2 separate regions of the Homo sapiens genome follow, and region 1 is linked to region 2. The links are chromatin contacts, found by POLR2A ChIA-PET in ENCODE. All regions are on one chromosome and are shown on one strand. Each heading gives the region's core, a stretch centred on a gene start or an enhancer-like site at or near the end of the contact. The rest is flanking DNA. Distances are from core to core; before and after follow the strand shown. Region 1 overlaps SPINT2 (serine peptidase inhibitor, Kunitz type 2). Region 2 holds the start of FXYD3 (FXYD domain containing ion transport regulator 3).

Region 1 (5,119 bases), core at 111-2,610, 3.2 Mb before region 2:
TGATCTCGGCTCACTGCAACCTCCACCCTCCGAGTTCAAGCGATTCTCCTGCCTCAGCCTCCAGGCGCCTGCCACTGCACCCGGCTAATTTTTTTTTGTATTTTTAGTAGAGATGGGGTTTCAACATCTTGGCCAGGCTGGTCTTGAACTCCTGATCTCGTGATCCACCCACCTCGGCCTCCCAAAGTGCTGGGATTACAGGCATGAGCCACTGTACCCGGCCAAACATGTGGTGGTCTCTTGTAAGTGGCTCCTCTCACTTAGCATAACATTTTTTTTTTTTTTGAGAGAGTCTTGCTCTGTTGCCCAGGCTGGAGTGCAGTGGCATGATCTCAGCTCACTGCAAGCTCCACTTCCTGGGTTCACGCCATTCTCCTGCCTTAGCCTCCCAGATAGCTGGGACTATAGGCGCCCGCCACCACGCGAGGCTAATTTTTTTGTATTTTTAGTAGAAACGGGTTTTCACCGTGTTAGCCAGGATGGTCTCGATCTCCTGATCTCGTGACCCGCCTGCCTCGGCCTCCCAAAGTGCTGGGGTTACAGGCATGAGCCACCGCGCCCGGCCTCGCCCTCATTTCTAAAATGGCTTCTAATCATAAAAAGCATATTTCAAATAAACTTCAAAATAAGTAAACTCTAGCTCCTACTTCACCTGCCAAGGAAAATAAAACAACAAAAAAAGGTAAATAAACTCCAAAGTTCCTGGGCCTCAGCATCAACATCAGCACTTCTTTACAGGGAGTTTTCAAAAAGATGTTGCCAGAAAAAAACCATGAAATGACACTTGTGAGGAGGATCTTGCAGGACATCGGAATCCACACTCTAATGTCCACATTAGTCATGGCCGGTGGGCCAAGGCCTCCTGGGGCTAATGGAGTCATTTCAGTGTGACTCCTGCTGGGCTCTCTCCCGCCTCACATGAGCCACAGGCTTATCACCCCTTATTCAGCCTCCCCTGTAGCCTCCAGACATGGCAAACAGAAGCTCTGCATGCATTCTGCAAATGGCTGGGGATGGGTAAAATGAGAAACAGGGTGGGGAGCAGGGTGAAAGAGGAGAAGTGTGATTTCTCCATTGCAGGCTGAGCTCTCAAATACTGACTGGGCAAAGCAATGTTTCCAGTGGAAAGGGGCCAGTCTCCCGCGGTGACCTGAAGGCAAGGCCCTCAACCTTCTTTAGGAACTGCAACCATTTGAACCTCAGAAGCCCCCATTTTCAGTGCTAAGCACACCAACCCTGACACTCATCACCAGACATACATTCATCTGTTCATTTATTGTACTGTCTTCCTCTCATTATGACACGTCTGCCACGGATGGGGGAGGGGGTCTATTTTGTTCAGTGCTCTAATTTGAGTGAGTCAGTGCCTGGCAATTGGTGGGTGCTCAATAAACATTTGCTGACTATATCAGTGAATAAGATTTCGAACTACCCTGGAACCAAACTGCCTTGCCTGCAAGTAGGACAAGCACTCCTTCTATGGAGGATAAGAATAATGTGAGAAGCTGTTTTAGAGAATTCCCAGCTGATCGCCAACACCAGCTTTACTTTAGCTCTTCTGTCATCTTATCTCTGACCACCAGGGTCACGACTATCCATGGGGGTGAGGAGGAAAGTAAAGAAAGGGTGGCAACTAATAACACGTCTGTGGAGTCTGCTGGAAAGCTTACAGCAGTTAAGGTTCTACAGACACTATAATTAACCTGAGAGGTCCATGCATTTCGAAAATCCCTTGGAAGTGCAGGAGAGGGCTGGGCCACGTGGCTCGAGCCTGTAATCCCAGCACTTTGAGAGGCTGAGGTGGGCAGATCACCTGAGGTCGGGAGTTCGAGACCAGCCTGGCCCACATGTTGAAATCCCATCTCAGGCCGGGCGCGGTGGCTCACGCCTGTAATCCCAGCACTTTGGGAGGCCGAGGCGGGCAGATCACAAGGTCAGGAGATCAAGACCATCCTGGCTAACACGGTGAAACCCCGTCTCTACTAAAAATACAAAAAATTAGCCGGGCGTGGCGGCAGGTGCCTGTAGTCCCAGTACTCGGGAGGCTGAGGCAGGAGAATGGTGTGAACCCAGGAGGCGGAGCTTGCAGTGAGCCGAGAACGCGCCACTGCACTCCGGCCTGGGCGACAGAGCGAGACACTCCGTCTCAAAAAAAAAAAAAAAAAAAGAAAAGAAATCCCATCTCAACTAAAAATACAAAAATTAGCTGGGTGTGGTGGTGCACACCTGTAACCCCAGCTACTCAGGCGGATGAGGCAGGAGAATCACTTGAACCCAGGAGGCAGAGGCTGCAATGAGCCAAGATGGCGCCACTGCACTCCAGTCTGAGTGACACAGCAAGACTCTGTCTCAAAAAAAAAAAAAAAAAAAAAAAGGTGCAGGAGAGGTTCTCAAATAAGTGTTGCCCTGCTTGCCTCCAGTGGAAATTCCCAAGAAGAATCAACAAAGGACCTTGAACCATCCTGGCTAACACGGTGGTGAGACCCTGTCTCTACTAAAAATACAAAAAATTAGCCGGGCGTGGTGGCGGGCGCCTGTAGTCCCAGCTACTCAGGAGGCTGAAGCAGGAGAATGATGTGAACCCGGGAGGTGGAGATTGCAGTGAGCTGAGATCGCGCTACTGCACTCCAGACTGGGCGATGAGAGAGACTCCGTCTCAAAAAAAAACCCAAAAAAACAAAAACAAACAAAAACAAAAACAAAAGACCTTAAGCCAAGTAACCATTAACACAAGTTCTGATGCCCAGGGCCAGGCACAAAGTTATTGGCAGCAAGAACTACACCTAACTGGCCACTCCTAAAGGACCTTTCAAGTTTCTATTCTGCTGAGGAAATATATGATCTGGCCTGGTGTTGAGCAACATTACACATTTCAGGACCCTCCAAATACCAGGATTTACCACCTGGGTGGGGAAAAGGAAAAGAAAAAAATCCTGCATATCTGCAGCTACCTGATATAAGGATTTCCCCAACAGCCAGCCGTAACACACACACACACACACACACACGCGCGCGCGCATGCTCTCTCTCTGTCTCACACTGTAATGTGCAATTTATAAAGAACTGTTACGTGTTACCATTTACTAAATGGAGCATATGTTTAAGGTAGGGGTCACAAGCCAAAGGCCTACAGAGACAGAGGGCAAGCAGTAGCTGAGATGAGGCAAGCTGAGTAAGATCTACAGGCTAGGGAATGGCATATCTCCTGCCTGAAAGAGGTACTCGGCTCCTGCCAGGGACTGCTGGGCAGGAAAACAGGCCTGTGTTCTGGTTTGGTTCCATTACATCTTCATGTCTTTCAGGCAAAGCCAAAAACTACATTTTTACGTTTAAAAAATCCCAATTCTGGAAAAAGTACAAGTCACATAAAGGCTGTGTGAAGCTTCCTGGGAGTGGACAGTTTATAATCTCTGCGTGCTTTCCACTCCAGACGGTAACTGTCCCTAACGCTAGATAGGGGAGCTTTCTCACCTGGCATAAGCTCAGCTTTCCCCCCACCTCTGTCTGCAGAGGTTGGAGTCAGGACACTCTTTGTCCGGCCCGTCCACCTGTCCCTTCCCACCTGCCCTCACTACTCAGAGCGTCACCAACACATCAATCATAGACCACATGATGCTTCTCACAAGAAGCCCCGACCCCTGAGTTAACCCTCACTCTCACACGGTGGGGCCTGCTTTGTCCCCATCTCCCCTCCCCCAACTCCTGGGCCCTCTGGTACTCAGGACTGGTCTTGAGCAAATCTTCCATGTCCTCAATCTCCTCTGAACATTGTTGCCACCCTCTTACCTAATTGGAATCTCCCCTGAGGGCACACCTCCTGGGGCCCTTCCAAGTGGGGAGGTCTCCTTGCTCCTGGGAGCTGCTTCTGGACTGTTCTCCCTCCACCCTCCCCAAAATCCCCAGCTGGGAGACTTCCATTATTAGAGTAAATCATTCACTACCCCGCCTGGCACGTTATCTGCCAACCCAGACAACTACTTCTTCCTTCCCAACTTTAGCTCCGGGCCTGCCACCTCTCCCGCTGCTCTTATGATCATTCTTGGAGATTTCTATATCCAGGTAGATGGTCCTCTGACCTCTAGGTCCCAAGACCTCCACCTGATCTCCTCCCACCCTCGCCCCCCCGCTTCCTCTCAGGGTCACACCTAGACCTGTCTCAGTAACTGCCACCTCTTCAGAACCTCCCTCTCATGCATCTCACTCACTACCCACTGCATCCTATCTGTCTGGTTCATTCCCTTCAGAACCTCAACTCCAACAATCTGCTGGCCCTACCATCTACCTCGGCCCTCCGCCCCCTCATGTTTTCATACAGAATAAATTCCTTGACCAACCCCCATCCTCCCTCCCTCACACATTCTCTGTTCACTCCTCCCTCACCACCACACTCATCCAGCAGCACCTGAGCCACTGCATGGAGCTTCAGCAACACCACACTCCCAGTGGATGACTCGCTTCCGGAGAAAACAGAAGCAATCAGGAAGGAGCGAGGAAAAAAAAGTCAAAACTGCCTTCTGCCTCCGATTAAGCTGTTCAAGCTTTCAAACAAACAGAACTTACGATGAGTGAGGGCATGAGTTCACCCAGTCAGACACTAGTACTTCTGAAAGGTCAGTAGGTCCAGTCGGCAGCAGCAGTCAGGTAGGCCACTCTGAACAGAGAAGGCCTCTGCAGTGAGACCTGGCTTTGTCAATTACTACTACCGAGTGACCTCGGGCAAGGCAAGTAACTTCACCACCGCACCCGGCTGTTTCAAAGGTTAAATGGCACATCCCAGCTCAGAGTAAGCACCAGAGGTAGCAAGAGGCCATGTCCCAGCTCAGAGTAAGCACCAGAGGTAGCAAGAGGCCAGGTAACTGGGAGGTACATCCTAACGTAATTACTTAAACTGAAAAAGTCCAGCAGAGCTGCCAAATTCTGGTTCGAATTGCAAGAATGATCAACGTCTGCATTCCTGACTCCCAGTCACCTACAGCTGAGCCTCTCCCCACCAATTCACTTTTTTCTCCTGCCTAGGGCACAGAGAAATTAACCAGTCCCCAGAAGTTACCACAGGTGATGACTTGGTACACACCTAGCCTGCTCTTTTTTTTTTTTTTGAGACTGAGTCTTGCTGTGT
Region 2 (4,894 bases), core at 134-2,633:
GCTGGGTCTGCCCTCACGTTCCCCATTCAGGCTGTTGTCTGAAGAGGCTGTGGGCTGCTCCCGAACTGATGTGGTTGGTGAGCAGGTTAGAGAGGAAGGCAGCCCTGCAGCTGATGCTCTGTCTACCTGCTCTCATCCTTCCTGGCCATGAGGTCCCAAGGCCGGCCTGAGGACTGTTTCCCCCACCTGCCCTCTGCTATCCCCTCTATTCCTCCATACCATGGGAGAATGGTCTCATGTTCAGGGGTGGGTAGAAAGATCCTGCCCGCTGTGTGCTCCTGAAATCTCCCAAGCAACTCCCCATTTAAAGCTTCCCCCAGCAGCTCCATCCTTTTTTCCTGGAGGTCTCCAGAATCCAGATCCCTCAATGTCTGGACACCCCGAGTCCACCCAGCACTCCTTATCCACCCAGATCCCTCAATGTCTGGACACCCCGAGTCCACCCAGCATTCCTCATCCACCCAGATGTCCCCAGTCCATCTACGCACCCCTGGTCCACTTAGATACCCCTACCTACCCAGGCACCCCCTCTCCTCCACCCAGCTATCCCCAACCCAGATATCCCTAATCCATGCAGACACTAGTCTTTCAGACACCCCAACCACACTTATCAGTCCTGCCCTCACCTCAGCTGGTTCAACAAGTCCCTGAGAGGAGAATGGTGGGGAAAGGGACATTAGGGGAAGGGACTTCCGTTTATCTCCTGGCTCCAGAAAAGCATTTCACAAGATTTTAGGCGCTTTAACATAAAAGCTTCTATGGGGCAGGGTCAGGGGGCAGGTAGATACTTCCTAATTTAGGGGCAGAGACAAGGAGGGCTTGGAGGAAGGGGCCCCAGCTGCTCACCTGTGTGGTTCACCAGGCTGAGCAGAGGTTCCGGGAGAAATCGGGCTGCCAGGCGGAGTCCTGCGTTTATCCGAAGCTGCCACGCCCTAAGCAAACCTGGGCAGGTAGAAAACAAGTCAGATGCCCTGAGGCCCAGGGGCTCCATTCCTGCTCTTAAAGAGACAGCTTCACCCCCTCCCCAGCCATGGGCGGCAGGTTGCTCCCTGGGGTCACCAGGACCACAGCAGCCTCAGGTGAGACGGAGAATTGGATGGGCTGGAACTCGGCCCCTGGAATTAAGGGAGGAGCTTTCTCCAATCTCCTGTGCCCAGGAGAGGACCTTGAATGGGGAAGGTTCTGGGGTCTTTAAACGGCAGAGCCTCCAGGGCCATGCAGTGAGATGATGCGTTGGTGTTCCGACCTCACTTCTTTTCCTTAGATGATGTGTTTTGCCTGGTGGAAGGATTGCTGGCAGTTGTGGAGAACTTAAAGTCCCCTTCCAGGCCACATCTTGCCGCTGGTACAATTTCAGGATCAGCAGAAGATGCTAGCGTGACCAAAGTCAGGAGATGGGGCAGGGGTGGATATGAGGGAGCGGCTGGAACAGCAGGGAGGGGTCAGGGTGGGGACTCTGGGACCTTAGTCCTGGTCATAACCTGCTCCCTGCCCTGGGGAGAATGAGAACTGTCTGCCAGGCACCAGGCTGCAGTTTCCTAGCCAGGCTCTTTCCGTGGGTGCTGGGAGCCAGACGCCTGGGTCTACAGAGTGGGTGCTGGTGGGGGCGGCTGCCTCCTAGTCCACATAAGGCCCCCAGCACTGTACAAGCCTCCCTCCCCCTTTCCTCCCCTGTCTCCTGCTCCTCCTCCTCCAGGCATTCCTTCCGGATGGGGTCTGTGCAGGCTCCCCCATGGTCCCAGTTGGGGGTGCCCCCTCCCCTCAATTCCGCCTTCTTAGACAGAGGGACTTTTGTCTGGGGGCTGGATGGAGAACAAGGATCCTTTGAGCGGTTGGCGGAGGATTGGGGTCACGGGGAGGGGTAGGGCCAGGAAAGGGGTAGCTCTGCCCTGGACACCAGCTGGACTCCAGGCGACCCCAACACCACCGTGGGGGCGGGGAGGAGGGCTGCAGGGCCTGGCCAGGGAGAAGCAGCTGCTGGGAGTGTGGAGCACAGGACAGGAAAAGGGGGTTTGGGTCAAGGCTCTTCCGGAAACTGGCCTGCTGGGGGCAGAGAGAAGGACCCCCCACTTGTCATCGCTGAGGGATCGGGGAGGGCAATGTTCGCCCAGCGCTACACCCCTTCTCTATGTGGTTCCCTGGGGCAAGTTGTCAAGCCCAGGTCCTAGACAAGGGTAAGGCTCCCTCCTACCACTCTTAAGGCGGGGCCAGTTCCCATAAGGAAGCCGGGCGGGGGGACCTCGGGGTAGGGCTCTAAGCAACAGGTCCAGGAGGAGATAGAAACAGGAAGGGGAGGCCCGGAGGCCAACTCAGTATAGCTAAGGGGGGTCTTTGTGTCTGGGCGGATAGCGTCTCTTCCCTAGACCCTTGAAGCTTGTGTCTGGGACGACCCCTTGGTGGTCTTGGGAGTGGAATGGTGTCTCCCTCTGCTGGGAAGCCTGGGAACTGCAGGCATCCGAGAGCGAGTAGGGGCGTGTACAGGGTGGCTGGGAAGGGCGGGGGGTGCTCTGCCCTTCACCGGAACGGGGTGAACTGGAGAACTGTTGTCTAAAAATCTTGGAGGAACACCCCTGCCCGTGGTTAGATACAGAAGTATTTCCCAGACAGCTTGCTAAGGGGAAAAAAAACAAGGTATTGGGAAACCGTGCAGTGTGCTACCATTTGTGAGCGGTAAAATAATGCATATGTATATACTTGTAATGAATAAAATATTTTTGGAGATTGGCATCCATACCCATGGCTTCTGGAGAGGGAAACTGGGAGGCTGGAGGGTGGGGTGGAAGTGAGACTCACTCATTATCACGTGCCCTCTTATATTTTTTGAATTTTGCATCTTGAAAATGTACTACCTTAAAGGGGTTTAATTTAAAAAATTTGGTTCAGATTTAAAAAAAAATTTGCAGGTCAAAATTTCAACCTAAGGGCTGGTTTCAACCTGGGGGACCAGCAATTAGAGACTTCTGACAACCTCTGAATGTTCTGTAGTTTTAAACACCATGATCTTACATTCTGAGGTACAGACGTTTACGGTTTTTACCCAATCCAGGTCAACCATAAATTCTTCCTAGGCTGGACGTGAACATGCTGCGTCCAAGTGTGTGTTGGGCTGGCGCTGGGGCTTGGGTTTATGGTCAGAAGGACTCTGAGACCCTAGTGTGATGAGCACACTGAGTCTTAGGAAGGGCTGTGAGGAGTAGAGTTTGTGCAGTCACTTGCACCCTATTGGGGATTAGGTCTCATTTGGAGTGAGTCTTCTGGGCCAATCTGACTTCAGTTATGTTTTAAATGCATGTAGGTAATATGTTTTATTAATATATTGTATATAATATACATAATAAACATATTTGAAAAAGTTTCTCTCGTTTTGCTTTTGGAATCATTTGGGCCCAAAGAACCTGTTAAGGCTGTGAGTGGCTGTGATTTCTCCATATCCTGGGAATTCTTGCAAAATGAAAAAAACCAAACCTACAGATAGTTTCTGACATCATAAGTTTTTCAGGAACGCTGAATTAAAGCACAGAATCAAAGCCAGAGCATGTTATACCATCCCTGATTCAAACTTTTATTGATTTTGTTTCAATAATTTCGTTGCTCTTTATTCAAGGCTGGGAGCGTTTCTGCAGGCTCCTGGCCCTAGAGAGGGCAGCCTGGAGGCACCCCCAGCCATGAGAGGGGTGCTGGTTGGGTGGGGCCTTGCCTTTGCAGGTAGAGCCTGAGCGGCCAGGCTGACCGGCTGGGAGGTGTGGTCACAGCGATACGCCAAGGTCCCACTTCCTGGGCAAGATGGGGCTAGAGAGGCCGGTGGACAGGGTAATGTGGCTTCCTGGGGCTTTGTGGAACAGCGCTGTGGTCTCAGCACCTGTGGGAGAAGAGTGGGCACTGGCAGGTAACCCTGTCCCACCACCATGGGGATGGTGTGGCTGTGGACGTATCACTGTCCGCCTGGCTTCCAGGAGCCATGTGAGGTGACACAGTGGCCAAGAGTCCACAGGCTCCCTGACACCTGCCTCTGTGCTGCTCTGACGTCATCACTCACCCACAGAAGCTAGAAATGGAGATTTTTATGATGAAATCTCCTGTTTTGTTTTGTTTTTTTTTTGAGATGGAATTTTGCTCTTGTCGCCCAGGCTGAAGTGCAGTGGCACGATCTCAGCTCACTGCAACCTCTGCCTTCCAGGTTCAAGCAATTCTCGTGCCTCAGCCTCTCGAGTAGGTGGGATTACAGGTGTGTGCCACCACGCCCGGCTAATTTTTGTATATTTAGTACAGACGGGGTTTCACCGTGCTGGCCAGGCTGGTTTCCAACTCCTGACCTCAAGTGATCCGCCTGCCTCAGCCTCCCAAAATGCTGGGATTACAGGCATGAGCCACCGAGCCCGGCCTTCCGGATTTTTTTTTTTTAAGGTGAGTTCTTGCTCTGTTGCCCAAGCTGGAGTGTAGTGGTCCAATCATGGCTCACTGCAGCCTCCAACTCCTGGGCTTAAGTGATTCTCCCACCTCAGCCTCCCCTGTAGCTGGGACTACAAATGCACGTCACCACACCTGGCTAATTTTTTAATTTTTTTAGAGACGGGGGTCTCGCTATGTTGCCCAACCTGGTCTTGAACTCTGGGTCTCAAGTGATCCTCCCACCTTGGCTTCCCGAAGCGCAGGGATTATAGGTGCAAGCCACTGCACCCGGCCCTGATTTTTAAATGTTGGTAACTTCGTTTTCTTAACACTTTGTAGACAGAATGAAAAATATCCAGTGGTTGGATAAGGCCCTGGGGCCACCGGTTGGAGACCCCCATCTTACAGACTAGGGAAACTCAGGGGAGGTTCAGGGTTCCCCCTAACCCCTGTTGTCACTCACTCTGCTCCGGCCACCTGGGCCTCCTTGCCGTTCCTGGATCAC

Evidence for each region. ChIA-PET counts read pairs that join two places held with the same protein, here RNA polymerase II (POLR2A).
Region 1: POLR2A ChIA-PET joins it to region 2 with 20 read pairs in activated B cell. The contact joins the enhancer-like site here to the promoter of FXYD3 in region 2. POLR2A ChIA-PET finds 5 or more read pairs at or near these places in 2 of 52 experiments (HEK293 and activated B cell).

Annotation. Positions count from the first base shown.
Region 1 is chr19:38,266,656-38,271,774 of GRCh38, reverse strand. All of the region lies in intron 1 of SPINT2 (serine peptidase inhibitor, Kunitz type 2), which reads right to left. Among named protein-coding and RNA genes, the nearest start is that of SPINT2, 4.6 kb to the right of the region's middle. Within about 2 kb of position 1,360, at least 3 of the 41 ENCODE cell types and tissues checked have a DNase peak (open chromatin) inside an H3K27ac peak, as active enhancers do.
Region 2 is chr19:35,112,312-35,117,205 of GRCh38, reverse strand. FXYD3 (FXYD domain containing ion transport regulator 3) reads right to left here and starts at 1,383. Exons shown (of 9, transcript NM_005971.4): 1 at 1,247-1,383; 2 at 847-942. LOC124904701 (hepatitis A virus cellular receptor 1-like) reads right to left here. Exons shown (of 3, transcript XR_007067238.1): 3 at 3,537-3,859.